Linked DNA regions of Homo sapiens: region 2 is linked to region 1. Evidence: chromatin loops called from intact Hi-C (ENCODE). Cell type or tissue: GM12878. All regions are shown on one strand. Each heading gives the region's core, and the rest is flanking DNA. Links, peaks and the distances in the headings are about the cores only.

The links. Hi-C counts contacts between places; a loop is a spot of excess contacts. Peaks named below come from ENCODE experiments on the same cell type or tissue, not always from the same donor. Only the 100,000 strongest peaks of a DNase experiment are listed, where the experiment ranks them.
Region 2: it touches region 1 in a loop (2.1-fold over the local background); 8 of 110 quality-filtered maps call a loop at or near these places.

The regions. Positions count from the first base shown.
Region 1 is chr11:86,123,323-86,138,715 of GRCh38, forward strand. No RefSeq gene overlaps it. Among named protein-coding and RNA genes, the nearest start is that of PICALM, 62 kb to the left of the region's middle. RefSeq lists a cis regulatory region at 11,290-11,773. In GM12878, for the core only: no CTCF peak of the experiment used is centred there; no DNase peak of the experiment used is centred there.
Region 2 is chr11:86,176,210-86,191,602 of GRCh38, forward strand. It overlaps LINC02695 (long intergenic non-protein coding RNA 2695), which reads right to left. Exons shown (of 2, transcript XR_001748524.2): 2 at 15,259-15,393. Among named protein-coding and RNA genes, the nearest start is that of LINC02695, 9.6 kb to the right of the region's middle. RefSeq lists cis regulatory regions at 1-671, 7,574-7,848. In GM12878, for the core only: no CTCF peak of the experiment used is centred there; a DNase peak (open chromatin) is centred at 7,112.

The DNA.
Region 1 (15,393 bases), core at 4,730-12,729:
TTTCTATGCTTATCCATGTTGATACTTTTAAAAATCTAGATCTAGTTTCCAACATGCAGACAGCCCAGGCACAGAAGCCAACCAGACAATTCCTTTACCAACGGTTTTTTATAGCTCAATAATGTATACATGTGACTTTGTAAAGAATTAGCCTTGTCTACTTAAGGCTCAATACAAAACCTTCCAAAGTTTTCACAGATTAACCAAATTAGTCTTGAAAAATATCTCCAGGTTAGAAGAGGGTAAACCACTCTCCCTGACTCTGCAGCCTCACTCTCATCCCTACTTTGGGTTTCTGCTTTCCAGATTCTCTTATGTCACCACATCACCTATTCACCCCTCCCCCAAAGCGGTATGATTCTCCTTTAAAAATTTTAATGTGTACAAAAATGTTTTCCCTTGGCATAACTGAGACAGGCTGGTATTTTCAAGAACAGCTTTACTAAACATGAGGGAAAACAGAAAAGAAATAATTACAGAAAACATACACAGTATAAAAATAGCCAAGTTTCCAACTGCAGGTTTCTGTTTCTAAAAATTCCATTTGAAGTAGGAACGCTTTACTGGGCCTCAATCTCATTTACCCTTAGTCAACCACATCCCTTAATTTTGCTGTATCCTGTCTGGACTCCTTCTCCCCTTCCACCAACACCTCACCCTTCCCTGAGCCCTGTGATCTTGAGCCACTATCTCTGTTTTTTGAACCCACATCTCCAAGAAAAAACACCCAAGAACTTACTTTTAAAACTAAACTTACTTTTTATTCTCTTAATTAAAAATATCCTGGACTCACAAAGAGCTGCCAAATTGCTAGCTTACAAGAGATTTTCAAGTTTTGATGTTTAAGATTTACTGGGTTTCAAATATTAGCCCTTCTCAATACTGAAGTTAAACCAGCATAAACCAAAGTGTAATCTAGGAAATGATCCTTGGGATAACAAATATTCTTTACAAAGGCAGGTAGTATTCTATAATCAAAAAAAATCTGAGGAATTCTGGGTTAAACAAAGTTTCATAGTTTTCTCCATTGCATAATTTCTCAAACCATTCCATGCAGTTAACAAATATTTACTGAGCACCTATATTGTGCTAGGCACTACTGTAGGTACTGAGGATTCCCTGGTGAAGAGCGAACAGGACAGATAAAATCCTTGCCCTGCCCTCATGGAATTTGCCTTGTAGGTGGGGTTCACCAGAAAATATGAACAAACAAACAAGAGCATTTCAAATCGTGGTATGGACTTTGAAGACCTTAAGGGGTAAGGTTATAAGGGTATAACTGGAAGTGGGGAAGCCCAGGAGGCAGAGGAAACAGTGAGTCTAAAGACCTGGCAGGAAAAAGCTTGGCCTGTTGGAAGAAGAGAAAGGAGCTTCTGTGGTTGGAGCTGAATAATTAAGGTGGGGAGTAGAAGTGATGAGGTATGATCTTAGAGAAGTAAGATGTTGTTGGTGCAATGGAAAGCAATTTGGAAGGTTTTAAGCCTTGGCATGATTTGACTTACCATTTGAAAAAGAAAAATTCCTTGCATGTTGTGTGGAGAATGAAATTTAGAGGCTAAGATTACAAGTGGAAACCAGTTAGGCTCTTGCAATAGTTCCTTTGAGAGATGGCAGGAGTGTCAGTGCAGATAGAGAGAAGTGAATGGCTTCAGCACATGTTTGAGGCGTAGTGACAACAAGACTTCCTGATGAGTTAATGTGAGAAATAGAGATCAGAGAGAAGACACTAATGACTTTCAGCTTTGGGGCTTGAGCACTTACATATATGTTGGTGGTATTGACTGAGCCAAGAGAGACTAGGAAGCAGAGGCTTAAAGGGGTGAAGGAAATGAAGCCTTATCCATGATAAGTTCAAGATACCTATTTAGGTTGGTGCTAAAGTATGGTGGTTTTTGTCATTGAAAGTAGTGGCATAATACATGTGTAAGAGGTGCTATCAAGTAGATAAATTTTATATATATATAAAACATAAGAAAATAAGTAATATATATGATAATTTATAATAATAATATATATATGAGTCTGGAGTTTAGGGGAAAGGTTTGAGATATATGTTGAGAAATCATCAGCATACAGATGGCATTTAAAGTCATGGAACTGGGGTCGGGCGTGATGGTGCATGCCTGTAATCCCAGCACTTTGGGAAGTCAAGGTGGGTGGATTGCTAGAGGACTGGAGTTCGAGACCAGCCTGGCCAACATGGCAAAACCCCATCTCTACTAAAAATACAAAAATCAGCCAGGTGCGGTGGTGCACACCTGTAATCCCAGCTACTCAGGAGGCTGAGGCATGGGAATTACTTGAACCCAGGGGGCGGAGGTTGCAGTGAGCTGAAATTGCGCCACTACATTCCAGCCTGGGTGACACAGTGAGACACTCTCAAATAAGCCCAAAGAAACAAAGTCACAGAACTGGATGAGACCACCTAGGGAGACAGCAGAAAGGAGCCAAGGCCCAAATTTAGAAATCTGGTACAGACAGGAACCAACAGAGGACCACTTTTAACATGTTCGTGGGCATTATGACTCTATAAGAGGTGGAAACAGAAGGCAGCATTTCCCTAACTTTTTTGACTTTGAAACCTTTCATCATGTAGCATGTCACAGGACTAGGGTTTTAAGGAAAACATTTTGGAAAATATTGCTCATACCCTTCTAGTTACACTCCATTATGGCATTATGTATTAATTTCTAAGGTAACACAGGCTTTCTCTCTAGGTAGAGAGGTATTTCCATAAAACTTCATCTATCCCTAAACCAAACACTGTCCGGAGGATCCAAGCCCCAAAATATACCTATAGGAAGCACACATGTGCCAAATGCAGTGAGCGGCAAGGAGGGCTGTCTCACCACAGCCTTGTTGAGCCCAACCTCAAATGCTGCCAGATTTTAGCCTTTTTTTTTTCTTCATATTTCTAATAGTATTTTGGTGGAGGAGTAAGATTGAAGGTCTGGAGAGAGGCCCTGGGAGTAAATTGTCCTTTTCTCTGGTGATGTATGTAATATTGTTCAGGGTACTAGCATTTGGGTGTTTCCACCTATATACACTATATCAGAGTGTCAGAGTGTCACTTGATGCTCTAGAAAGAATTAAAGTTTTTTTTTCTATTTTCTAATGAATGAGGTTTTTGTTTGTTTTGTTTTTGTTTTTTTGTTTTGGTTATAAGGAATAGAAACTCACTCAGAGGCCCCATAAGTAAAAAATGTATGAGGGAAATACTGAAAGGGAATTTATCTGGTGATAGGAAGTTAGAATCTGAGGCAGCCGTAGGGATAGGTTTCTCTCCAGGACAAGTCTTCTCTTTTTCTCTCTCTCTCCGTCTCTTTCTCTCTCTCTCTCTCTCTCTCTCTCTCTCTCTCTCACACACACACACACACACACACACACACGCACACGCACGCAAATTCACAAAGACTCAGAGGCTGCATGGTCTTTCATGGTACCTCTGAGACCTCTCACATTTTATAGTTATACACTAAGAAATCATAATAAAATCTTCTATGTTTGCATACCACAATCTAAGTAAGTCTTGAAGATTTGCTTTGTAAACAAGGAGACCAAGGCCCAGGGAGAAGACACCACCCAGTGAAAGGAGCCCTAGTTGGGTTTAGTAAATTTGAATTCTGCTCCTGTGTGACTGTAGGCAGGTGGCTTCATCTGGGTTCAAATTCCTCTTCTGAAAGGGAAGTGACTGGATAGAGATAGGTGATCTTCAAGATGCATTCCACAGTATAACATGGCTGTGGTCATACAGCTGGTGGATTATGGCCAAGTAAGAATCACATCTCCTGTTACCTGGTCTAGTGTTGTGATTTGTTTCATTACACTATACTGCATTTTCATTTTTAAATGTTTTTTTAAAATCTCAACCCATTTTTTTTCTCATCTGTTTGGATTGCTGTGAAAACACTTTTAAGAAGGCAGTATGGTACTGTGAAAAAAGTGTAAGCGTTGAAACCAAAGAGATGGATTTGGATCTAGGTTTACTGTCAGCTCTGTAATTTTAGAGCAGTTACTTAACCTCTTCCTCAGCCTCAGTTCCATCATCTGTAAGACAGGTGTATATAATACGTGCCTTGTAGGCTTGTTGATGAGATTAAATAAGATTGTGTCTATAAAGCATCAAAGATAGTATGTATAAACATTCCATCTCACATTTTACATCTCCATGCCTCTTAATTATTTAGGGAGATGAGGAATTACAGCAAATCATTTACGAACCAAGATGAGGACGAGGCAAGCGATAGCTTTATTGTCTGCATAAGTAATATTTATCAGAGAAATATTTTAGGTTAATTTTTCTGTTCAAACATTTTCAAAATATCAGTCCATGTTCCTTCTTAAGAAAGCACACACACAATCTTTAGAAAGATTATAACTGAATCTTTGTTGATTATTGAAGATCTTGCTGTGCCTTGGGCTTATTATTTCAAACTTGAATTCGTATCATTCAACTGCCTTGGAAAAACGTGCAGAAGGTACAAAACTTAGTTGGAATGTGTTAAACTCAGGAAATCTAGAATTTTGTTGTTTGTTTTGAATTGAAATTCTTGTTAACAATTTCTCTGTGGTTCAGACTTCTAAATAGTACAAACATTCCATTTATAGTTGAGGATCTTGGGTACTGTGTTCTGGTTAAACAAATGATCCACAGAATTTTTTTTTTTGAATGCCTACTTTGTTGAAGGACCTGAACCAGACACCATTTTGGACATGAGGAAATATTAAAATTAATATGAGGCTTTAAGGAATGTACACTCTCATTAATTAGGCAAAACATAAACTTATAAAAAAAAGTAGCTACAACAGAAGTCAAAAAAATGAGAGAAGGCTTTATAAAGAAGTCAGTACTTGAAATGGGACTTGAACCATGGTAGGATTTGCACTAGCAGTGCTCAGTGGTAGGAGGAATGTTTGATGGAGAAGGATCTTTAGGGCAGAGGGAATAGTTTGAATAAATGCACGGGGATGGGAAAGCTTAGGTTATATCTAAGAGACTTTAAGTTGTTCATTTTGGAGATAATTAAGGCTAACACAGATACTTAGTTTTTCTTTTGTTTTTTTATTATACTTTAAATTTTAGGGTACATGTGCACAACGTGCAGATTTGTTACATATGTATACATGTGCCATGTTGGTGGACATTCCTAGTTTTTCATAACATCTACTGAATGTACAGATGTCTTGAAAAGTGTTTCTTAGGCCCCTAGAGTGATGAGAAACTGATTTGCTGTGCATTCTTTCGTACATTAGTTTATCTCTGTAGGCTGATAATAGGTAGGTCACAAAAGAAATCATAGGGCTACCAATTTGCCTGTTTGTTAGAAGCTAAGATCCATTTCTTGGACATCAGAGATGTTTGGTACACTCGACAGCCTTCCCAGGTTCCATTCTCCTTTCTAGAAAACCATTACAGCCATGGGCTAGGTCCTGAGTTTGGGTATCCACTGCCCCTCTGTAAACAGCTCAAGCCAGGAACATGAAGGAGGAGGGCACTAGGTTTCTCTAATGTTCTTTCCATTTGCCTCACTTGCCCCTTGTTTGCCAGCCCAATCCTGTGCCCATTCTCACCCTTAGAAACAAGGCTACTTAAACACAAGGTCGCGTTCCTCAGAGGGAAAGATAGCATTTCACCTAATGGTCAATGGACTTACATATTCCCTTTATAAAAGTGGAAAATGAGAGAAAGCAGGTGGGGGGAAATCCATGCAGAACCCTGGTGTTATGGGACATCTCTCAACCTACTTTGCTGAAGCTAATGCTTTCAGCAGAGGTGAAAAAGGCATGACACAGCAATGTGTATTACACATTGAAGTATCTGGGCAGTGAGACTCCCATGAAAAATTGCTAGATAGTTACTCTCTTGAACATTTCTAAGCATTGGTTGATTCTGTTGATATGGTTTGACTGTGTCCCCACCCAAATCTCATCTTGAATTGTAGCTCCCATAATTCCCATGTACTGTGGGAAGGACCCCACTGGAGGTAATTGAATCATAGATGTGGGTTTTTCCCATGCTGTTCTCATGATAGTGAATAAGTCTCATGAGAACTAATGATTTTGTACATGAGGGTTCCCCTGTGCAAGCTCTCTTGCCTGCTGCCATGTAAGATGTGACTTTGGTCCTCATTTGCCTTGTGCCATGATTGTGAGGTCTCCCCAGCCATGTGCAACTGTAAGTCAATTAAACCTCTTTCCTTTATAAATTACCCAGTCTCAGGTATGTCTTTATTAGGAGCATGAGAACAGACTAATTCACTGTTAAGTAGAGAAAATTGAGATTCTCAAACTTGGCTTTCTATATGTAAAGCAAGTCTATGCCAAGGAACATGGCAGTTTTGTGTTTTAAAGAAGCAAATCTTTCATCAGGGACACCTAATGAGGAAGGTTCTCTTCTTGTCTTCTTTTTTTGTTGCTGTTATTTTTCTATATCTGGCTTCTTTGTTTCTGCCCTTCACTTTCAACCATAATGCACAACTTCTCCCCATTTAATGAAAAACTCCTTTCCTAACATAGTACAGCGTCAGAGTGGTAGAGCTGGGAGGGAACTTAGACATTATTGAAGTCACCCTTGACTTTTGAGATAAGGAAAATAAGCCCCAGAGAGATAAAATGATTTTCTGACTGTAGGAGTGGTAGGGATAGACATGAATGGTGGGAAGTTATAAAATAATTCACAGAGTGTTTTATGGTTTACAGAGTGTTATTACTTATGTGATTGCACATGATCTCATAACACCTGTGATGTAGGTGATATTATTATGTCCATTTTACAGGTGAGGAAACTGAGACCCACAGCATTTTCCTATAAGGGGAAAGAGTATATATTTTTCATCAGGGAAACTGCTCATGGCAAAGCCTAGTGACTGTGAAGTGCCAAACCCTGTTCTGAAGGGCTAGGCATACAAAGATTAATAATGACTGCCCCTGCACTCATATCTGTTAGGAAGAGGTTGTTGGTCTCCCCAAAGGCCACACACGGGCACCCTAATGCTGTCAAAAATTAACTGAACTCTAGTGGAACTGCATCTGGTACAGCCATTTGACTCCCTCTAAGCGTGGCCATGTAGAAACTTTGGACAGGGCAACTCTTCTAAAGAGGAACCTACACTTTAAACTGTATAAAATTGAGAGTCTATGTAATGTGAAAAGTGAAAAGTGAATAAATTAAAGTTGGCTCAAGATCATAGAAGCATTTGGGTTCTAACTGGCAGGGGAAGTTGAGTGGGGATGAATTAGGGGCTTTCAGATCTCTTCTCTTCTCTTTTATTCTTTTTTGTGAATAGTCCCCATCTCTGTGGCCCTACTTTTTCAGAGTAACACTGACAAATACATACTCTTTTTGTTTTTCATTTTTATTCTTGGTAAAATAATCTGATCAATAACTGGATCATACCTTCATGGATGCTGGAAAATTCTGGAACTTTTGTTTATCTAAGACAAGGATCAGCAAACCACTGCCTGTGGGCCAAATCTGGCTGCTGCCTGTTTTTATAGGCTTGCAAGTTAAAAAATCATAACTGCATATATATATGTGTATATATATATATATATATACACACACACACACACACATATATTTATTTTTATTTTTATTTTTAATTTTTTTGAGACAGAGTCTCACTCTGTTGCCCAGACTGGAGTGCAGTGGCGAGATCTTGGCTTACTGCAACCTCTGTTTCTTGGGTTCAAGCAAAGAATAGTTTTTATATTTTTTAATGGTTGAAAACAATCAAAATCAGAAAGCTATTTTTTGATGTAAATATAATATTAATTAAAATTTCAATGGCAAAAAGTAATGTTTTATGAGAATGCAGCCACTCTTTTATTTACATCTTATTTATGCTTTTGTCCCACACAATGGATTTTAGTAGCTGCAACAGAGACTACATGGCCTGCAGAACCTAAAAATATTTACAGTCCTGCCCTTTACAGAAAATCTTTGCCAATACTTCTCTTACAGCACTAATCATACTGTATTAGAATTGGTTCTCTCCATATCCATCTCCCCAGCTTGACTTTTGAGCTTATGGAGGGCGCCTCTTTGCTTAAGATGAGGCTTTAACTCCTGGTGGGCACTCTAAATATTTGTGGGATGGAAGAGAAAATGAATCAATGATGTGGGCTTGGCAGAGTCGATTACCCCTTTGGGGTCTCAGCTTTCTTTTCGTGAAATGAAAGAGTTGGTTAAGGTGACCTTGGTCCCCATCTAGCTCTGACATTCTATATTATATATTAAGGTTTCTGTAGCTAAAAATAAATATCACGTTTGGTTCATTGAACTTCAACTTTGAGTTCTCCCTTGCTGATCTTCTAACTATTGGTTGGTTTCCCAGGTCTTTCAGTATCATGAAAGGGATGCCCTTATGAGCTAGCTTCCCTGGGCATATTGTGTTAGTGTATGTGGTGTGTGCATTGCATGTAGTATATAAATATATTATATTAAGAAATCAATAACTTCCTTCTTCATTTCTGCCTGTCTTGTGTGAGTCTGGTGACATGAACAATTTTCGCAGGGTCTGGTCATTCTTTTTTTTTTTTTTCTTTTTTTTTTTGAGATGGAGTGTCACTCTTGTTGGCCAGGCTGGAGTGTAATGGCGTGATCTCGGCTAACCACAACCTCTGCCTCCCGGGTTCAAGAGATTCTCCTGCCTCAGCCTCCCGAGTAGCTGGGATTACAGCATGCGCCACCACAACCTGCTAATTTTGTATTTTTAGTAGAGACGGGGTTTCTCGATGTTAGTCAGGCTGGTCTCGAACTCCCGACCTCAGGTAATCCACCCACCTCAGCCTCCCAAAGTGCTGGGATTACAGGAGTGAGCCACCGTGCCCGGCCGGGCCTGGTCATTCTTAAGAATCTGGGGCCAGGCGTTGTGGCTCATACCTCTAATCCCAGCACTTTGGAAGGCCAGGAAGGGTGGATTGCCTGAGCCCAGGAGTTTAAGATCAGCCTAGGCAACACAGCAAGACCTCATCTCTACCAAAAAAAAAACAAAAACCCAAAAATTAGACAGGTATGGTGGTGTGTGCCTGTAATCTCAGCTACTTGGGAGGCTGAGGTGGGAGGATTTCTTGAGCCAGGAGTTCCAGTTTGCAGTGAGCTATGATCACACCACTGCACTCCAGCCTAGGTGACAGAGTGAGACTTTGTCTCAAAAAAAAAAAAAAGAAAAGAAAAAAAATAGATTTTATAATCAATACCCCTGTATTTGAATCATGACTTTACCTTGTACAAACTGTAACAAGTTATCTTGTGTATATTCATATCTCATGTATATATTAGTATCTTCATCCTGTATATTTTAAGACAAATTACTTAATTTTGATTTTCATTTTCCTTAGCTGTCAGATTGGATTGAAAATACCTTCTAGAGCCAGGTGTAGTGGCCTGTGCCTGTAGTCCCAGCTACTCTGGAGACTGAGGTGGGAGGATCACTTGAGCCCAGGAGTTTGAGGCTGTAGTGAGCTGTGGTCATGCCGCTGCACTCCAGCCTGGATGACAGAACGAGATCCTGTCTCTTAAAAAAAAAAAAAAAGTCTGAATGTTTGGAGTTCAGAGACCACACACTGGAGTTATGGCTACTCCCTCACCTCTATGCATCCACACAATAGACTCAGAAAAAAAAAATCTGCCTTTACTTGGAAAATCTCACTACTTAGAAAAGCTTACTACTTGGAAAATCATGGTATTTTCAAACCAAACGGAGATAAAAGTCCTTGTGGAAACTTTACAAGCGCACAGTGTCATTCCCTGAGGTGGTTCAAAGAACACCTTCATCAGGCTGGGTGTGGTGGCTCACGCCTATGATCCCAGCACTTTGGGAGGCCAAGATGGGTGGATGGCTTGAGCTCAGGAGTTCAAGACCAACCCGGGCAACACAGCAAAAACCCGCCTCTGTTAAAAAGAAAAAAAGTAAAACACACAAAAGACAAAGAACACCTTCATGAGGCAAGGTCAGGGCCAGACATAACATCAGTGTGATTTGATTTAAACCATTATCCTGCACTGTTTCCTCTCAGAAATGTTATTGCCTCTCTTCAACCCCATCATTGTTAAAAAATGGACAGAATCTTAGAACTGAGACATATGTGACCTAAGGAAATGTGCTTGCCTATAAATATGGTCCCATAAAGTCTGCCTGTACTGAAGCCAAGAGCAGCTCTCAAGCAATAGACAAAATTTCTTTTGCGGACTCTTGTTATTTTTTCTACCCTTTCCTCCCAGGTTTCTAACACTGTTCACTGATTATCATGGGCCTCTGCTATGATGCACCCAGTGTGGAAAACATCTAAGCCTTCAGTTCAGTGTCTCCCTTCCCTTCTCACTACCCTTAAAAGAAGGGTAGTGAGGTATAGTGGAAAAGAGTAAAGCACTAAGACTCAAATAAATCTCACACCCAGCTCCTCCATTTGTTGATGGAGCCTCAGTTTCTATAATCTACTAACACTTACTATCTCCTACCTCTGCTAATCACCCCTGAGTCCCTTACCAGCAAGAACCATGCATTATTTCTTCTTTTTATCTCATACTACTTAGTGTATAGCATGCAGCAGAGGCTTGACACATGCCTCTGGAGTAAAATTGAACCAACTTGACACATAATCTTGCATGGATCATGAAATGTGGAATGTCTGTGCTAAAAGGAACTCAAAGACCTACCCAGTGCAGTGTCTGCAAACACAAGGCAGTTGCAACCCACTCCCCTCTTCTGTGCTAAATGGACAGAAATGACTAAATAGTCACAATATTCTTTCTAGCAGAGAGTCTTTCCTGACCTAAGCTTCACAATTTTCAATGGAGCTCCCTTGGAGGCCACTGCTGAAATTAGCACTGGAGAAAAAAACCTATGTACCATTCTGGATTAAGTATAACTTGCATTTTATAAATGAAGAAACCCAGACCTAGATAGGTGATATGATTTGGCCAAGGTCACACAACTAATTGTAGGGTGAATTCAAAATAGAACGTAGCCAGCCCTCCATATCCACAGGTTCCAAATCAGAGGATTAAACCAAAAACAGATAAAAAATATTTGGAAAATTTTTTTTGAAATAACACAATAACAAAAAATAATACAAATTTAGGCCGGTCGTGGTAGCTCATGCCTATAACCCCAGCACTTTGGGAGGCCAAGGTGGGTGGATCACTTGAGGCCAGGAGTTCGAGACCAGCCTGGCCAACATGGCAAAACCCTGTGTCTACCAAAAATACAAATACTCCTTGGCTTGAAGGCATTGAGACTTCTGTTAGAATCCAAATGTTAAGCTGTGGATAGAGCACTGGATGGACAGCATGGAGACCTATACAGTCCCTAGGTATGGGGAGAATTTCTAGCAATGACGAATGTGCTTTTTGGTGGGAGTGGTGGGGTGCTTGGCAGACAGGAGAGCCTTAGAGTAATGTGGATACCTTCTTGGTATTTCAGAAGGCAAGTCAATTGCTCAGCACACTTTCACTGAAGGCCTCTTCCAGGCACAGATGCAAGGACTTAGAGGCATAGATAGATAAAACCAGGACTCTGCCCAGGGCTTATAGACCAAAAAACAAACATTGTAAAAAAAACCACAATGATAAGTGAACTAACAGAGATATGCCTAGAGCCTTGCAACGGCAAAAGGACATGACCACACATTGCCTAGAGAAGTCATAGGGAACTTAACTGAGGAAGTAGCTTCTGAGCTGATTATTTGAAGAGAAGTCACAGTTTTCCCAGGAAATTAAGAAGGAAAGAGTGTTCCGTCACAGAGAACTGTGTGTACAATGGCAAAGGGCTGGAACAGAGTCTGTCATATACTGGCAACAACAGAGAGTTCTGTGTGCAAGGAGTTCCAAGTGTGTGATGAAGGGGGGTGGAAAAGAGAAGGGAATGAGGGCAATGTCCAGTGTCAGGAGAGGGATCTAGAGAGAGAAGCAACACCTGCTTTGAAGGAGTCTACAAAGGCTGATAAGACATGCATAAATCATTATAATGCATGGTAGAATGATCCAGTGTTTTTCAGAGGATCAAAGGATGGAGAGGAGAGCTCAGAGAAGAGAGAGATGACTTTTCACTGGGAGTTAGGGATATATTACTGATAAGTCAAGCAGGGTTCAAATTGATCCTCTTTTACTATTGAAATTCAAGTAGAAGTTAAAAATCTGTGATATGATTACTTGTGCAATCGTGTTCTCATTGGGTCACACCTTTAACTTGATAGACCTGATCCTAAGTCCCAACACACCACCCAGTGGGGTGCCCATTCCCATTACATAACATATTGGTGTTTTCTTCACTACTCTGTTACCCATTGCCTACAACAGTGCCTGACACCTGGTAGGTACTGAATAAATATTTGTGGAATCAGTCTTTTAAATGATATATTTTTATTATGGCAACTACACACTCTAGGTTTTTCCCAGTGTCTTAAAAAGTCTGTCTCCCTTGGGAGGCCGAGGTGGGTGGATCACGAGGTCAGGAGTTCAAGACCAGCCTGACCAACATGATGAAACCCTGTCTCTACTAAAAATACAAAAATTAGCTAGGCATGCTGGCATGTGCCTGTAATCCCAGCTGCTCAGGAGTCTGAGGCAGGAGAATCACTTGAACCCAGGAGGCAGAAGTTGCAGTGAGCCAAGAAAAAAAAAATATATATATATATATCTGTCCCTTAGTCGCCATTAGTACCACTGTATTTGTCATGCATCTGGATTTCTGACTTAGCTAACACGGTAAGAGAACCCACAGATACAATATAGAAAAGCTTCATTCTCAGAAACTCTCCCTATGCGAGCTGGAGTTTTTGGGAGGGAGGTGGGAGAGAAGTGTGGTTTAGTAAGAGCACACCATTTCCGGGCTGGAGGCCTCAGCCATTCCCTGCTGCACAGTTAACTGCCCATGCAGTCTTGGACCAAGGCATCTTGTTGTCTCGTTCTTTGCCCACTGAACACACAGGCTCTGAGAGTCTTGGATGGAGGTGGAAAGCATTCGCATCTTGAAAAGGATGTAGTTGGGGCACTTGTGGCCTTGTTTGTTTCTTTCCAGAGCTCTGGCTACTGTATTGGAAAAGGTAAACTTTCAGATCTGCAGGGATGAAAAAGTGTGTTGCTTCACAACTTAGCATCTACCTGATACTGCCTGGAATGTAACATTTAATGTGTTTAATTATCATGGTCAAATGAATCATCAGTGAAAATCATTATCAACTAAATATGTTCTGTTTTTTTTTAAACAAAAGATTCCAACTTTGTTTAGTTTTAGGTTCAGATGCCAAGTTTTTTAAGCTGAGGAATAGGCTTGCTTTATATTCTGACCTTCTACAGTCTCTACCTCTACCTCTCCTTGAAAATTCTGAATCCCTTCTGTATTTAGGAAGTAATAGAGAAGGCTGTCTTTCCTAATGGTTTCACCGGCCTCTCATCAACCGAAACTGAAAGCCTTTGGAATTCTCTCCACCATTTCACCACTGCACTCTTGAGTCCTCTTGATTCTATCCCCAGATTATTCTTACATGTATTCCCTCTTGTCCAGCACATTAATTGAGGTTCTCAGACTGAGTTATTCTAACTGCCTTTTAACTAATCTCTCTGACTCCAAGACCTCATTATCAAGCCAGCCTTTGCACTGCTACAAAACTAACCTCCCTAAAACACAGGTTACACTATGGCCCTCTCTTCCTTTCTGGGCATATCCTTATAACGCAGGGAATAAAATACAAAATTCTAGCATGCTATTCAAGGCCACCTCAAGTCTTGACAATGCTTTGTGAGCCCAACCTCTGGAAAATGAAAAATACATAGAAGAAAAATAAATTTATAAAATAAGCTGGATATAGTTCATAAAATCTGTGTCCAAAAATCTACTGCAAAAAGTGTTTTGTGTGTGTGCATACAAATATAAATTTAGATAGATAGAGATATGTATATGACACACAATGTTATAAATGGTTAAGATTTCTAGACAAGCCCATACAAATCTATTTGATGTATAATTTGTAAACAAACTACTGTGCATGTGCAACAAAATTACTCTGCAATGCCGATAAATAAAATAGGAAAACCATTAAAATTTAAAATAATTTTTAAGAAATATATCTTGACCACTGACCCTTGAGATGACAAGATGGACAGATGACTCCATTTGTCTTTATAGCTAACATTTACACTGTGCTTACAATATGCCAGGCCATATTCTAAGAGCTTTACAAGCAATAGCTTTACAAGTATTTGATCTCACAACAACCTTATAAAATAGATACTATTTCTCCATTTTGTAAACAAGGAAACTGAGGCATGGGGTAATTAACTTGCCCAAAGTCACATGCAAACTGGTAAAGGTGGGATTTGAATTCAGACAGCTTGGTTCCGAAGTTACCACTGCTTAAATTAGCACAGCCATTATGGAAAACAGTATTAAAGTTCCTCAAAAAATTAAGCATAGAACTACCATGTGATCCAACAATGTCACTACTAGGTATATATACAAAGGAAATGAAATCAGTAAATTGAAGAGATATCTGCACTCCCATGTTTACTACAGCATTATTGACAATTGCCAAGATATGGAATCAATCTAAGTGTTCAACAATGGATGAATATGGATAAAGAAAATGTGATATATATATATGTATATATATACCACAATGGAATACTATTCAGCCGTAAGAAATAACGAAATCCTGCCATTTGCAACAACATGGATGAATCTGGAAAACATGTTAAGTGAAGTAAGCCAGACATAGAAAGACAAACACAACACGTTCTCACTCATATGCAGAATTTTTAAAAATTGATCTCTGGCTAGATGCAGTGGCTCAGGCCTGTAACCCTAGCAATTTGGGAAGCCGAGGCGGGTGGATCACCTGAAGTCAGAAGTTTGAGACCAGCCTGACCAACATGGTGAAACCCCATCTCTACTAAAAATACAAAATTAGCCAGGCATGGTGGCACATGCCTGTAAACCCAGCTACTGGGGAGGCTGAGGCAGGAGAATTGCTTGAACCCAGAGATAGACGTTGCAGTGAGCCAAGATTGTGCCACTGCACTCTAGACTGGATGACAAGAGTGAGATTCTGTCTCAAAAAATAAATCAATCAATAAATAATTATAAAAATAAAGATAACCAAAGTTTCCACATTTAATGACAATTCTATCTTGAGAGCCACTGTAGAGTTACCAGGAGGAGCTAGAGCTGGTTAATGGTGGAGAATGTGCAGGAAGTGTCTAAAACTGTCAGGGCTAGACTGGCTGGGGAACAAAACTGGGTAGTCAGGATTGGGTATTGGGTACATGATGTTTTACTGAGGTAGTTTTAGTGCCAGTGATATTTCAGTGTTCAGACTTAATTCATTACTGTAAAGAATAAATTATTAAATTTTCAGCTTTTAAAAAATCATCAAATAATCTGTGTAGATAAT
Region 2 (15,393 bases), core at 2,338-10,337, 50 kb after region 1:
CCACTAGATAATCAATGATAATGCTAATTCTGGAACACATGACTTAACTCTTATTCCATCATTATTTGGGTTTCTATATATGACTACAACTAGATCGAACATGAAGTATGTCACTGTCAGATATGCAGCTGTGCATGGTGATAGTGTGGGCTGGGAGAAGACTTTCTGAATAATTACTGACACAATGAGGGAGTGAGACCTGGCAGATCTAAGTGGGAATGGGGAATGGAGCCAGAAAGATGTTAGATAAGGTATAGGGGTAGACTTCATCAAGAGGTATGCAGAGGACCAATTTTATAATTTCTACAGGAAATAAGAAAAGGAAAAAAGAAGAAATAATTAGTGGTGGGGTTAAGTGAAGGAAATATGTCAAGAACTAATGTCTGAAATGACTCATCAAATCTGAAATCTGATAAAGGGAACTTACATTTGCGTAGTGTAGAATATCGTCACATAGATGATCTCATTTAATTCTCAGAACAACCCTGAGGTGGAGGGTGGGGTGCGTGGAGGGCAGGTAGGGAGTGTTGCACTGTTGTTACAGTCCTCTCTTTACAGAGGAGATGACCAAAGCTCAGAGAGCAGAAATTACATGCCAAACATCCAGTGTCCCTAAGTGATGCAACTGGAACCAGAGACAAGTCAGCCTGTCTCCTGGTCCAAAGCCACATTCACCTTTTTTTTCAGAATGGGGAGGCAGCTCCTCTGATCTAAAAGCTGAAAGTCTTCATAAAATCAAATAGAATGGCTAGGCACAGTGGCTCATGCCTGTAATCCCAGCACTTTGGGAGGCCAAGGCAGGTGGATCACCTGAGGTCAGGAGTTCAAGACCAGCCTGGCAAACAATGGCCAACATGGTGAAACCCCATCTCTACTAAAAATACAAAAATTAGCCAGGCATGGTGGGAGGCACCTGTAATCCCAGCTACTTAGAAGGCTGAGGCAGGAGAATCGCTTGAACCCGGGAAGCAGAGGTTGCAGTGAGCCAAGATCGTGCCACTGCACTGCAGCCTGGGTGGCAGAGGGAGATGCCGTCTCAAAGAAACAAACAAACAAAAACAAAACAAAAAAAAATTAAATAGACTGACATGTAGAGGTTTTTCTGAGCACTGACTCAGAGAGATTCTCCATAAATTCAATTTTTTCTAGGCTGCTTTAAAATGAGGATAGAACACCATTTAGTCAGCTGACTTTCAGGGAGTCAGCTGATACAGAGTAATTCTCCACTTGAGCTGGGAGAAGTCTGACTTGGCTAGAGAATCTGGGGCAGGAAAGAAGAGCAGAGAGCAGTTTATTTTTTACCTCCCTGTGGCTCTAGGGGGTACACAGGACAACCAAAGATGATGCTGCACTTTTTGGTCAACTCTAGACAGAGAGAGAGAAAGTCTCAGGGTGATGGAGTGAAAGAGTTAGGAAGACAAGAGTTCTCTCAGCTGGCCCTCTGTTTCTCAGATCTACCCACAAACCTTGGAACCTGTGAGACTTAGACTATAAGTACCACTGACCAGGCTCTGCAGAGGATCCTTTCTGCTGTATTTAACAGAATACAACATTTCCTGTCCCCCTGACAAAATGGTCAGACCCTCAGGGGCACAGAGTTGGTTTAAATAACTTTTTACCCCACTATGTTGCACTGTAGGCAGATCACTTGAGGTCAGGAGTTCGAGACCAGCCTGGCTAACATGATGAAATCCTGTCTCTACTAAAAATACAAAAATTAGCCGGGCGTGGTGGCAGGTGCTGGTAGTCCCAGCTACTCGGGAGGCTGAGGCAGGAGAATCGCTTGAACCTGGGAGGTGGAGGTTGCAGTGAGCCAAGATTGTGCCACTTCACTCCAGCCTGGGTGACAGAGCAAGACTCCATCTCAAAAAAAAAAAAAAAAAAAAAAAAAAAAAGATTAGGGCAACATAGGCTGGTGTGGTTGAAAGAGACTAAAGACACTGTCTAATTCAAATGCTTCATTTTAGCAGTGAGAAAATGAAGGCCCAGAGAAAGGAAGTGTCTCACTAGATCACACAACTAGTCCATGGCAAAACCAGATAAAGAAAATAGTTCTACTTTTCAATTAAGATCCTGATCTGGCCGGGCGTGGTGGCTCATGCCTGTAATCCCAGCACTTTGGGAGTCCGAGGCAGGTGGATCACCTGAGGTCAGGAGTTCGAGGCCAGCCTGACAAACCCATCTCCACTAAAAATACAAAAATTAGCCAGGTGTGGTGGCACATGCCTGTAATCCCAGCTACTCAGGAGGCTGAGGCAGAAGAATCGCTTCAACCTGGGAGATGGAGGTAGTGGTGAGCCAAGATTGCACCATTGCACTCTAGCCTGGGCAACAAGAGTGAAACTCCGTCTCAAAAAAAAAAAAAAAAAAAAAAAAAATTCCTGAACTGAAGTTATTCAGGAGGCCAAGGAAATCATTCTCTTCCTTCCCTTCTGTCACAACTCAGTAAATCTTTCTTGGCTTCTTGATTATTGGAGGAAGTAAACATTTTTCTATGCTGTCTTTTCTGGGACTGAGCATGGTCTGTAAGTAATAAACAAGAGTTTCTTCATCCTCTGGAACTCTATCCTCTGTATCCTTTGTAAACCCCACTCTCTAAAAAGCTCTCAGTTTTATGACTGGAGCCCCAGAACCAGGGGAAACATGCTGCCTGGGTTTTGCTTTTTCAGTGGAAGCAGATTATATCAACCTTGGTCAGAAAACATCATGAAATTCTGTTCCACTGTTGTTTAAAATAAATATTTCTGTGAAAAATGCTGATAAAATTTGTATTAGTCAGGGTTCTCCAGAAAAATGGAACCAACAGGATTCATGTATGTGTGTGTGTAAAAAGAGCACTAAAGAGATGTTAAAGAATTGACTCATGCAATTATAGAGGATGATGTCTTAGTCTGTTTTCTGTTGCTTCAAAAGAATATTTGATCCAGCGTGTATTCTGTACTTAAAAAAAAAAAGAAAAAAAAGAAAATCTGAAACTGGGTAATCTGTAAAGAAAAGAGGTTTATTTGGCTCACACTTCTGCAGGATAAGAAATTCAAAGGCATGGCCTTGGCTTCTGGCGAGAGCTTTCATGCAGCATCACAACATGTTGGAGAAGGTCAAGCCGGAAGCAGACACATGCAAACAGGGGAAGCCAGGGGAGCGTCCTGGCATTATAGCAACCCACTTTCACAGGAACTAATCATTGCTATGAGAACCAGTTCAGTTGCCTGACAGCGAGAACGGACTAACTTGAGAACATCACAAAGCCATTCATGAGCGCTGTCCCCATAATCCAAATACCTTCCACTAGTCCCCACCTCCCAACACCAGCACACTGAGGATCAAATTCAGCATAAGCTTTGGTGGAGACAACCAACCATATCCAAACCATAGCAGATGGCAAGTCCAAAATCTGCAAGGCAGGCGAGCAGTCTGCAGAACCCAGAAAGAATTAATGTTGCAGTTCAAGGCTGAAGGCCGCCTGCTGAAAGAATTTCCTCTTGCTCAGAGGAGGTGAGTCTTTTGTTCCAGTTAGGCCTTCAACTGATTGGATAAGGCACACCCACATTATGAAGGGCAATCTGGTTTCCTCAAAGTCCAATAAATTAAATGTTAATTTCATCTAAAACACTTTCACAGAAACATCCAGAATAATGTTTGACCAATATCCGGGCATTGCAGCTCAGCCAGGTTGACACAAAATAAACATCACAAGACCACAAGCTGAAAGTTTTACAACCCAAGAGTCCCGTTAGAACTCTGATGTAGCTGGATGAGTGCCAGTTGCTAGAGGAGCCGCTGCACATAAAGGTCTTCATAATACTGGACCTCGCAAAACCATAGATCTACATCAGAGGAGAGAGAAGGAAGCCTGGCAAAGACGGAAAACTCATCAGGTAGACAGAAAGGTTATGACTGGGAAAGACTATTTTGGCAAACAGAGATTCCCTAGCCCTAATCCCTTTCCTTCTGTTTTTGTTTGTTTGTTTGTTTGTTTGTTTTTTTTGAGACAGAGTCTCGCTCCGTCGCCCAGGCTGGAGTGCAGTGGCATGATCTCAGCTCACTGCAACCTCCGCCTCCTGGGTTCAAAGGATTCTCATGCCTCAGCCTCCCGGGTAGCTGGGATTACAGACCCAACACCACGCCTGGCTAATTTTTGTATTTTTAGTAGAGACGGGGTTTCACCACGTTGGGCAGGCTGGTCTCAAACTCCTGGCCTCAGGTGATCCGCCTGCCTCGACCTCTCAAAATGTTGGGATTACAGGCGTGAGCCACCGCACCAGGCCCTTCTGTTTTGTTTCATAAATTAAGCAAAAGACCAGATAGGGGAGACACTGCCTTGTTTTTCCTTCAAATATACTTGGTGGACTGGAGTTCCAACAACCAGACCTTTGGGGCTGAGATAAGTTTTTCTTTCTAAGTCCTCAGTGTGGGGAACTACGACATCTGGCTTCCTGTTAGGAAGTTAAAGCTTGTGGCTATAGGAGAAGGTCTGACTCTTGGTGAAGCTGCAAAAGTCTTAGAGCTCTAAATATCGGGCTTTGGACATGGAGATTCTTTTATACGTTCAACAAGTATCCTTTGTGCCAGGCTTGATTGTACATGCTGGCAACATAACCATGAACAAAAGTCACAAAAATCCCTGCTTTCCTGGAGTTTTCATGCTACCAGGGGAGACAGACAAGAGACAATATGAATACGTGAAATACAACATATAATATGCTAATTACAAGTGGTAAAGAGAAAAATAAAGCAGGGAAGGGGACTAGCAAATGCTGGGGAACAGATGTTGTGATTTCAGATAAGGTGGCTAAGGAAGGCCTTGCCAAGTAAGTAACATTTGAGTAAAGACCGGAAGCACAAGAGAAGGTGAACAGTGTAGACAACTGAAGAAAAAGCATTCTAAGCAGAGAAATAACTGTAAAGGCCATTGTTGTGGGTTGAATTATTTCCCGTCGCCAAAACATATGTTGAAGTCCTAAGCCCTGGTACCTGTGAAATGTGACCTTATTTGAAGACAGGGTCTTTGCAGATCAAGTGAAGATGTGGTCATTAGGGTGGGACCTAATCCAATATGAATGGTGTTTTTATGAGAGGACACAGAGACAGAGAGACACAGGGAATATGCTGTGTGATGACAAAAGAGAGATTTAAGGGATGCAACTGCAAGCCAAGGAATGCCGAGAGTTGACAGCCATGGCCAGAATCTCAGAAGAGGCAGGCAAGAGTTCTCTCCTACAGGTTTTAGTGGGAGCATGGCCCTGGTTAACACTTTTCACCTCCGGAACTGTGAGACAGTAAATTTCTGTTGTTTTGAGCCACTCAGTTTTTGGTACTTTGCAATGGCAGCCCTAGAAAACTAATCCAGCCATGAAACGGGTATGTGCCTGGCATGTTGAAGGAAGATGGAGGCCAATGTCACATGGGAGGAAGTCATAGGAGATTGGATCAGAGAAGTTACACAACAGATGGCGAGATCATGTGGCACCTTATGGTTGGAGATGTGACATGATCTGACTTACCCTTTAACGGGCTCACATATAGTTATAACTGTGTGTTGCATTCATGGCTGAAGGGAGATGTATAGAAGAACCCAGACAATATTACATACACTAGATAATCATAAGAGGTATAGAGATAGGTGCCAAATTGTGTAAATACTAAAATCACCGTGCTTATAATTAAATCTTTCATTTGCTCTTTAGGTGTATTTTAATCTGTAATGTTAATGCATAACTAATTTTTAAAAGATGAAATTAAAATTTTTATTTTCAAAAACAGACTCTTAGGTGGCAAAGCATGAATTTGCTGACCTCAGGTGAACACATTAGTGACTATCTGGGTTGCTCTAACCATAATCATGGCATACCCCTCACCTGGTGTCATAGACAAGGAGACCCATTGGCTAGATTCCCCTTCTAGGAAGGACTTGCTATTCTGTCAGGGGAAATATGGTCAGCAGACAGCCTTCAGCTCCTTCAGGGTTTGTCTCTGTTGCAGAGAACAGGCTATCTTGTATATGGTTCAAAGACAGAGAAAAAACTGAGTTAGCTTAAGAGACAGGAAATGTATTTATGAAGGATTAAGTATATCTCACAGAACCCAACCTCATGAAGGACTGGAAATGGAAGAAGATGGTCTCCCTGTTTCTGTATCTCTCATCATCATCATCATCACCGTGTTCTGTCTATACTTCTTATGGTAGATCAACTCTCACAGCTCATCAGATGACATGACCCAAAACGGAAGTCCCAAAATGTCACCCTCTGTTGCCCTTATTGTCTGCCACCATATAGGTCCAGTGCCTGTAGCCAACTGATCCTATCTCTCTAGATTCTCAGGAGAGATGGTCTGACTTGGCTCTCTCTTTGGTCAGATGTCCACTCCTAGCCAGTCAGCTATAGCTGGAGACTGGGTCATTTTGAATGGAAAACTGCCCTTCTTCCAAGGCTGTGGATGGAGTTTATTTTCTAAGAAGAGATGTGATGTTGGGAAGAATATGCAGTGCATCTCTAGCACAAAAATCCTCACAGCTATGATATTGTAGGAAAAATGTTCAACTTTGAAGCCATGGGATCAGTTTTGAGTTCTTGTTCTGCCATGTATTAATTGTATGAACTCTAATGGGGTCAATTAAACTTTTAAGCCTCTGTTTCCTCAACTGAAAAATTTCACATTTTTTGAGATGGGCACTAGGCTATGCACCAGCAATATAGAAATAAAAGATACAGTCCCTGCTAGACAGATGTTCACAGTCTAGCAAAGCAGGCAGGTAGGAAAGCCCAATAACTACAGTTCTAGGTCCATATGCAGTGATGGAGAGAGCACGCCTGGGTGAGGTGCCCTCCTTGAATGCCCCAGTGTGTGGGTGTGTGGGCATGCACGGTGTGGATAGAAGAGAAGAGGAAGGGAAGAGAATGGGGGAAAGCTTCCTAGAGGAGGTCAACCTGGGGCGGGAACTTGATAGGCAGGAGATAAATGTGGGGAGGAGGAAGTATACCCAGGCAAGGAGAGCACCATGTGCTGAGTCACAAATACGTGAAGGAATGTGGTCATCTCAGACACATGTAAACGGGAGGGCAGGGCTGAAGTAAAGAACTGCATCTGGCATGGAGCCAGGCAGGTGTGGTGGGGTGGTAAGAGATGAAACTCCTCTGATTGAGAAGGAAGACATGTGGGCAAGCGCTCTGAAAACAAACAGTGCTACAGACACAACAGTGGTGAACAGGGAGTGTTGATTATGTGAAACCAGGAGCTAGGCTACTTGGTGTCATGAACGTGTCTCTCTATGAGGCAGGAAATATAATCTTCATTTTACAGGGCCTTATTGAGTCATAGTCCCAAGGTCTCATGGTGTCTTGGTTTGGGTTCTCTCAGAAGTGGACGTTGAGAAAAGGATTCAAGCAAAGGTAGTTTATTTGGTGGACGATCCTAGGAAACCCCAGTCAGAAAGTGGGGAAGCGAGGTGCAGAAGAGAAGGAGCCGATAAAGTGTGTGCTATCAAAGACGTTACCACTGAGGGTACCTGGAGCTCAATCCCACTGGGAAATGTGGGAAGACAGAGAGGAATATGCCTCTGAAGTATTTCCCCCAAGAGGCAAGGAAGCTGGGGTGTTTCTCTCCAAATCTCCATCTGTCACTGTTTGAGGACTATTTCTCAGATATTAACTCTGGAAATCCCAGCTTCCCTTGCACAGGGCCCCAGCGTGCTCTTCAGGCAGTGAGTCACAAGGGTTCTCAGTAAGCAGACTTCAGGGTGCACAGGGGAGGGCTGAGAGGTTATGGGCAGAACATTGACAGCATGTGCTATGCACAAACAGTGAGGAGGGGAGCAAGGGCTTGGTCCCAAGCAGCCTGGCTTAGGTTTAACAACAGTATTATACTCTTTCCCAAATGTAGAGTATTATTAATATACATATTTATACTGATACTTACAGTACTTTTCAGAAACCATAGTATTGAGCCTAGAATAGAGGGAGTCTGTTGTCCTCATCAATGATTGACACATAATGGATACTTAATGAATATTTTTGGATGAATGTTTTAAAAGTCAAAACATAACTAATTCAGTGTTATTTACCTATAAAGAGCCTTTGGCTGGGAATCAGAAGATTTGGATTGTAGTTTGAGTTCTGCCATCAGTTTGGGGACCTCAGGGAAGCCATCTAGACTAATTGAGCTTCACTTTTCTCATTTTAAAACCTCATTTTATTACCCACCCCACTTGCCTACTGTTAGAGTTGTGAGGATGAAATGTAATAATGAATGTGAAAAGTTAAAAGTATGGCAAACTAAGGAGTAATTCTGTATCTCTGCCTTGATTTTGAATCAGGAAGAAGTGGGCCTTTGGTTTCCCAGGACCCAGGACCATGTACTGTGAGGCCACCAAGTCCATCAGTCAGGGCTCTTTGTTGTAACAGGTGCTAACTCTGACTATCTTAGTCAAAAAAGAGTTTATTAAAGAGATAGCAGGATGATCACAGAATTGATAAGCAGTCTAGAGAATCAAGCTAGGAAAATGGACAGGAACTGAAAAAGAACCATGGGGAAGACCACACCTCAGAAACATCCTGGTGAAAATGCTGCTTCCTCTCCCACTGAGCAGTGGACACCAGTGCTGCCACCAGCACAAATTCTAAACCGTCCGAGTTTCTTGGGTCATTTGCTTCAAACTTAGAGTCTCAGGCAGTAATATCAGGGGGGCCAAGATTAGGTCATATGCTTGTGCGCCAGCTGCCAGGGACCCAGGAGGCCAACCGTCTGGCCTGTTTTCCAGCTTCCATCAGGGGAAGACACATTCTACCTCCCAGCATGTCTCATGCAATGGCAGTTTCCCCAGACACAGGAAGGGGGCTCAGACGCTGGGCAGCCAAGAAGAATGTAAGTTCCATCCAAGTCAGAATGTAGGGAAAGTGAGGATACTGGTTCAAAATTGAAAAACCAAGATAAAGAGAAGGTCATGTTTTATTGAGTAGCAACATTGACTTGAGGCTTTATTAACCAGGAACTGTTCAAGGTGCTGGGTACAAAGAGGACTTTGACACTGGTACTGGCCTCAAGGTGCTCTAGCCAGTTAGGAAATGTATATTAAAATAAAATATGATAAGAAAGGGCTATAACTGAGATGTAACAAAATTCAACAGGAGCACAAAATAAAGGATTAATGCTGGGGATCATGTGGGTGGTCAGGAAAGTTTTCACAGAGATGGGTCTTGAAGGACGGAAAGAGAGAGAAATGAAAGAGCATTAGAAGCAGAGCCACCTCTGGTATCTGTTACTCTTTCTAACCAGCCAGAATCTGGGTCCGGTATTTCCTGCTCAGTCCTTTCCTACTGCCACCAAGCACAACACATATGCTACTACAATTAAGGTCTAAAATTAGTATGATTAAGGTCTAAGCAATATGAGGGTATTGTTCAAGCCAGGATTTTCTTCCTTGGCTCTCCCCAAACTCTCTAGTGCAGAGTGATGTTGGCAAAAGTTATTGCTGCTTTTGTTGTTTTTAGCTATTTTAGATGAAAGCATATACTCAGACCTGAGTTTGTTTGTTGGCTTGTTTTTTAGATATGGTGGTCTTACTCTGTCATCCAGGCTGGAGTACAGTGGTGCAATCATAGCTCACTGTAACCTTAAACTCCTGGGCTCAAGCAGTACTCCCACCTCAGCTTCCAGAGAAGCTAAGACTATAGGCACATGCCACCATACCCTGCTACTTTTTTATTTTTTATTTTTTGTAGACATAGTCTTGCTATGCTTCTCAGGCTCATCTCAAACTCCTAGGCTCAAGCGATCCTCCCATTTTAACCTTCCAATGTTGGAATTACAGGCATGAGCCACCACGGCCAGCTAGACCTGAGTTTAAATAATGGCTCAGCCACTGACTAAAATCTCTCTGAGCCTTGATTTCCTCAAAGATAAAATGGGAATAAAAAATACTTGCCTTCCAAGTATTCCAAGGACTTTTGAAGATTAACTTAGATAATGTTTGCAAAGTGCCAACGATTGGCAGTTGGCAGGTGCTGTTATTGCTGTTGGTTTGAAACAGTTCTTTGAAAATCTGGTGATGAAGAAGAGACCTTACTCTTCTTCCCCTTTGACCTCAGGGGTTTCATACAAAGAGTGAGGAGATTACAAGAAGGAAATGTCTTCCAAGAGAGAAAGAACCCAGAGGTTCTGCCAAAAATGTGAGACTATATGGGGGAAGCAGATATGAGCTACTTTCAAAGCCTGACTCCGTGGTGGGACTGAGAGCCTGGCTCCTGAGTCGAGAGAGGCTTTCCAATCCCACAAGAATGATTTCAAAAACAGCCCTCTTGGCATTACTGACATTTGCCTCTGCCCTTTTCAAGGAGGAAACAATTTACCCAGATGCAGGCCCGCTTAGGCTCCATTCTCTAGCAAGATCAAGCCAAGAACTTGGAAGGGTGGAGGACAGCACATTCATGAAGCCATTTTCACATACTGTTCCTGCACAGCCTTTGAAAATGTGTGCCTTGTAACAGGTTGAATAACACTGGTAAAATCGCATTGTGTCCATTCTGAATAACAAGTATGATATTTGAGAGGAATTAGCTATGGGCTGAAGAAATTTAATAAACAGGGAAGATACAGATGTGAAAATGCTGTGTGGCTTGGAACAGACACCAAATTATGTGGAGTATGAACTTAAATCTCCTTTCTGAAATTCCTGGCCTATAATTTAATAGTCTCTTCTTCCTAATAAACAATAGTGTTCTATTCCAACCTTGGACTTCTAGGTAAATTCTGACCATTCATTCATTAAACAGCTATATGTTGAATACTTACTACATGCCAGGCATTGCAATGGGTGTACAGGATCTTGATTCTGATTCTGGAGAAAGGAGAAGAGATTGTTTTGTAAACATTTAGGGCTTCTCCTTTCAAATGTTATTTGTGGGAAAGCATGAATGCCTCCCCTGTCTGTATATGGAGAAGATAATTTCATGTAGAATGGCGTAGTTCTGGTGTTTACTAGGCTCATCATCCCATCTGGGGGTAGGCCCAGGATTGGGAAGGATAGAGCAGCCATGCATGTTGCTATGGTAACTTGGCATTAACACACCTTAGCTCCTTTGTGTCACCCCCAAATTTCCTTTAAAACTAGTGTACATTTTCAGAATGTGGAAAGCTTTTCTTAATTTTCACGTGGCCAGTTATAAAGGCATTTTTCAAAGCACTCAGGCAAAAGGATGGTCCTTTTTTTTTGAGGCTGAGGCTATGCTGATGCTATTTTCTAAAAGCATAATCAGGATCTAGACTATCTTATTCTTTCATAGGAGATTGCACTTTCAAATCCCTTTCACATATGTTATTGTGCTTTTATTGCCACCTTGTTTTAACCTCCTGCTTAAGCTACTCTGAAGGGCAGGAAAATGAACCCACTAAATTTTTATGCCTCAAAATAACCATGTGAGGTAGGAACTAATACCTGTATTTTATAAATGAAAGAACTAAGGCTCAAACAAGGTCACATGGTTAGAAAATAACAGGATGAGGAGGAATGGAACCAGGCCTTTAGATTGCAGATCTGGTGTCTTTCTGTTATACCTTCACTGACTCCCAGTATCTTCCAGCCTTTGTTACTTTATAAAAATATAGATGCATACAAAGCAGTGACTAGTTTGTGCTTTTCTTTCCTTTCTTTTTTTTTTTTTTTTTTTGGTTGAGATGGAGTTTTGCTCTTGTTGCTCAGGCTGGAATGCAATGGCACGATCTTGGCTCACTGCAACCTCCACCTCCCGGGTTCAAGCAATACTCCTGCCTCAGCCTCCCGAGTAGCTGGGATTACAGGCATGCACCACCACACCCGGCTAATTTTTTTTGTATTTTTAGTAGAGACGGGGTTTCTCCGTGTTAGTCAGGCTGGTCTCTAACTCCTGACCTCAGGTAATCCACCCACCTTGGCCTCCCAAAGTGCTGGGATTACAGGCGTGAGCCACCGCACCCAAGTGTGTTTTTCTTTTCTTTTTCTTTTTTTTTTTAAAATAGCTTGGCTGGGCGTGGTGGCTCACACCTGTAATCCCAGCACTTTGGGAGGCCAAGGCGGGTGGATCACGAGGTCAGGAGATCGAGACCATCCTGGCTAACACAGTGAAACCCCGTCTCTACTAAAAATACAAAAAATTAGCCAGGCATGGTGGTGGGCGCCTGTAGTCCCAGCTACTCAGGAGGCTGAGGCAGGAGAACGGCATGAACCTGGGAGGCGGAGCTGGCAGTGAGCCGAGATTGCGCCACTGCACTCCAGCCCAAGCAACAGAGTGAGACTCCGTCTCAGAAAAAAAAAAAAAAAGCTTTATTGAAGTTTTTGTATGTATGTTATATATTTCTTCATAAAATTTACCCACTGTAAACATACCATTTAATGATTTTAAAAAATTTTTGTAATAGCTTTATTGGGATATAATTCACATACTATACAATCCACCCACTTAAAGTGTACATCCAGTGGTTTTTGGTATATTCACAGAGTTGTATAACCATGACCACATCAATTTGAGGACATTTTTAGCATCTCAAAAAGAAACCCTGTACCTTTTACTATCACATCTGAATCCTCCCTCATAGAAATGGTTTTATATAACATGTGGTCTTTTGTGACTGCCTTCTTTCACTTAGCATAATGTTCTCAAGATTCATCCATGCTGAAGCATGTACCTACTTTATCCTTTTTATGGCCAAATAATACTCCATTGTGTAAGTATAGCACCTTTTGCTTATCATTTTATCAGCCAATGGACATCTGAGTTGTTTCTACCTTTTGACTATTATGAGTAGTGCTGTTATGAATATTTGTGTACAAGTTTTTGTGTGGACATATGTTTTCATTTCTCTTGGGCATATACTTAGGAGTGACATTGTCAAACGATAACTCTATTTTTAACTTTTTGAGGAACTTCCAGGTTGTGTTTTCGAAAGTGGCTGTACCATTTTATATTCCCACCAACAATATATTGAGGGTTCCCACTTTCCTATGCCCTCACTGACGCTTAGTGTGCTTTGCTTTTTTCACTCAACATTATTTCATAGATATGTTTCCATGTTCACTTGGTTATCATTTTTAATGGTTACACAGCGTTCCAAATCAGTTAGTTGGATATTATTTAAAAATTACTTTAAAGCTCAGGACTTGGATTGTTTTCATTTTGTGCCATTATAAATAGTGGTACTAGAATCTTCACTGCTTACTACATTTTTCCTTTAGCTTATGTCCTTGAGGTATGTTCCAAAGTGGAACAAAGGGCACATACAGCTCATGTACTGCTTCCCTGGTTAGTCTGCAGAAGAGTTGACTGTACCTAAAATGCTATCAGCAAAGTTTGCACTTGCCTTCCTCTCCACAGCCTCTGCCAACATAAGGCTTTGTTGCTTTATTTGTGTATATTAATGATATAGTTACTGTATTAGTCTGTTCTCACACTGCTAATAAAGACATACTTGAGACTGGATAATTTATAAAGAAAAGAGGTTTAATTGACTCACAGTTCCACATGGCTGGGGAGGCCTCATAATCATGGCAGAAGGCAAAGGAGAAGCAAAGTCATGTCTTACATGGTAGCAGGTAAGAGAGTTTGTGTAGGGGAACGCCCATTTATAAAACCATCAGATCTCATGAAACTTACTCTCTCCCATGAGAACAGTATGGGGGAAACCATCCCCATGATTCAGTTATCTCCATCTGGCCCGGCCCTTGACACATGGGGATTATTACAATTCAAGATGAGATTTGGGTGGTGACTGAGCCAAACCATATCAGGTATAGGTACATGATAGAATCTTATTTTTTATTTTTATTTTGAGACAGAATCTCACTCTGTTGCCCAGGCTCAAGTGCAGTGGCACGATCTTGGCTCACTGCAACCACTTCCTCCTGGGTTCAAGTGATTATCCTGCCTCAACCTCCCCAGTAGCTGGGAATTACAGGCATGCACAACCACATCCAGCTAATTTTTGTATTTTTTAGTAGAAATGAGGTTTCAGCATGTTGGCCAGGTTGGTCTCAAACTCCTGGTCTCAGGTGATCTGCCTGCCTCGGCCTCCCAAAGTGCTGGGATTACATGTGTGAGCCACCACACCTGGCCTGAATCTTAACAATCTTAGGCTGTTTCGATTTGTATTTCTTTCATTGTTGGTGAACTCACAATATTTTAACAGCCATCAGCTGTTACTCTAAGCCATCCATCCAAAAAAGCCAAGCAGTGCAGGAGAATCTAGGGCCATAGCAAAAGGCAGAAGATGGAGCTTAAAGAAATTCCCTGGGTTTGGGCAGGGCGTAGTGGCTCACGCCTGTAGTCCCAATACTTTGGGAAGCCAAGGAGGGGAGATCACCCGAGGTCAGGATGATCTCAGGTCAGGTTCGAGATGGTGAAACCTCATCTCTACTAAAAATACAAAAATTAGCCTGGGCGTGGTGTCAGGCACCTATAATCTCAGCTACTTAGGAGGCTGAGGCACAAGAATAGCTTGAACCCAGGAGGCGAAGGCTGCAGTGAGCTAAGATCGCACCACTGCACTCCAGCCTGGGCGACAGAGTGAGACTCTGTCTTTAAAAAAAAAAAAATTCCCTGGGTCTGGGAGCAGGCTCAGGAGGTATGTTTGATAGCGTGACTGCAGCCTCAGCTGTAGATGAAGAGGACACTGGTAATGATGCTGAACTGATTTAGACATCATATCCTTTTCCACGTTCTCCTTTCATTTGGCACTTCTCCTGGTTCTGCTTCTCCCTCCCTGGCCATTCCTTCTAAGCCTCCTTTCAGCATTTCTTTCCTTCTACCTGCTTCTTATACATCGGTATTAAATATAGGATTTCATTATTGGATCCTTCTTTTTTAACTTAATACTCTGGGCAATCTCATTCACCCCCATGGCGGTAATGACAATTTAAATGCTGAAAATTCCCAAATATGTATTGCCAGCCTAGACTACGCTCTTGAATTCCAGAAGCACATATCTAGTTTCCAACTGTATATCTCCATTTGAATGTCCTCTAGGCACCTTGAGTCCAGTATCTTCCCCTCCGATCACTCCTTTTTTTCCCCATATGCCCTACCTGTATGACTGTAGCAACATCAACCCAGTCACTGAAGCCAGAAATGTGGAAGGCACTCCAAACTCTTTCTTCTGCACCTACATATTCCTAAATGTGCACCTTCTTCTCCCTAAACCTATTACACGAATTTGATTAATGTTTCAACCATTTCTCCCAATAACTCTAGCATTGTTACATGTATTAGGGTTCTATTGGTTGCAACTCGTTGCTTCAGAAGGGAATGGAAGAAGATTTATTGGATGTATACTTGTGTGGAATGAAAGGAGAAACTGAGAAATCATTGTGGAGAGGCAGGCTTCAGAGTGGCTCCGGGGACCTCAGCAGCAAGCAGGTTGCTCTGGGCC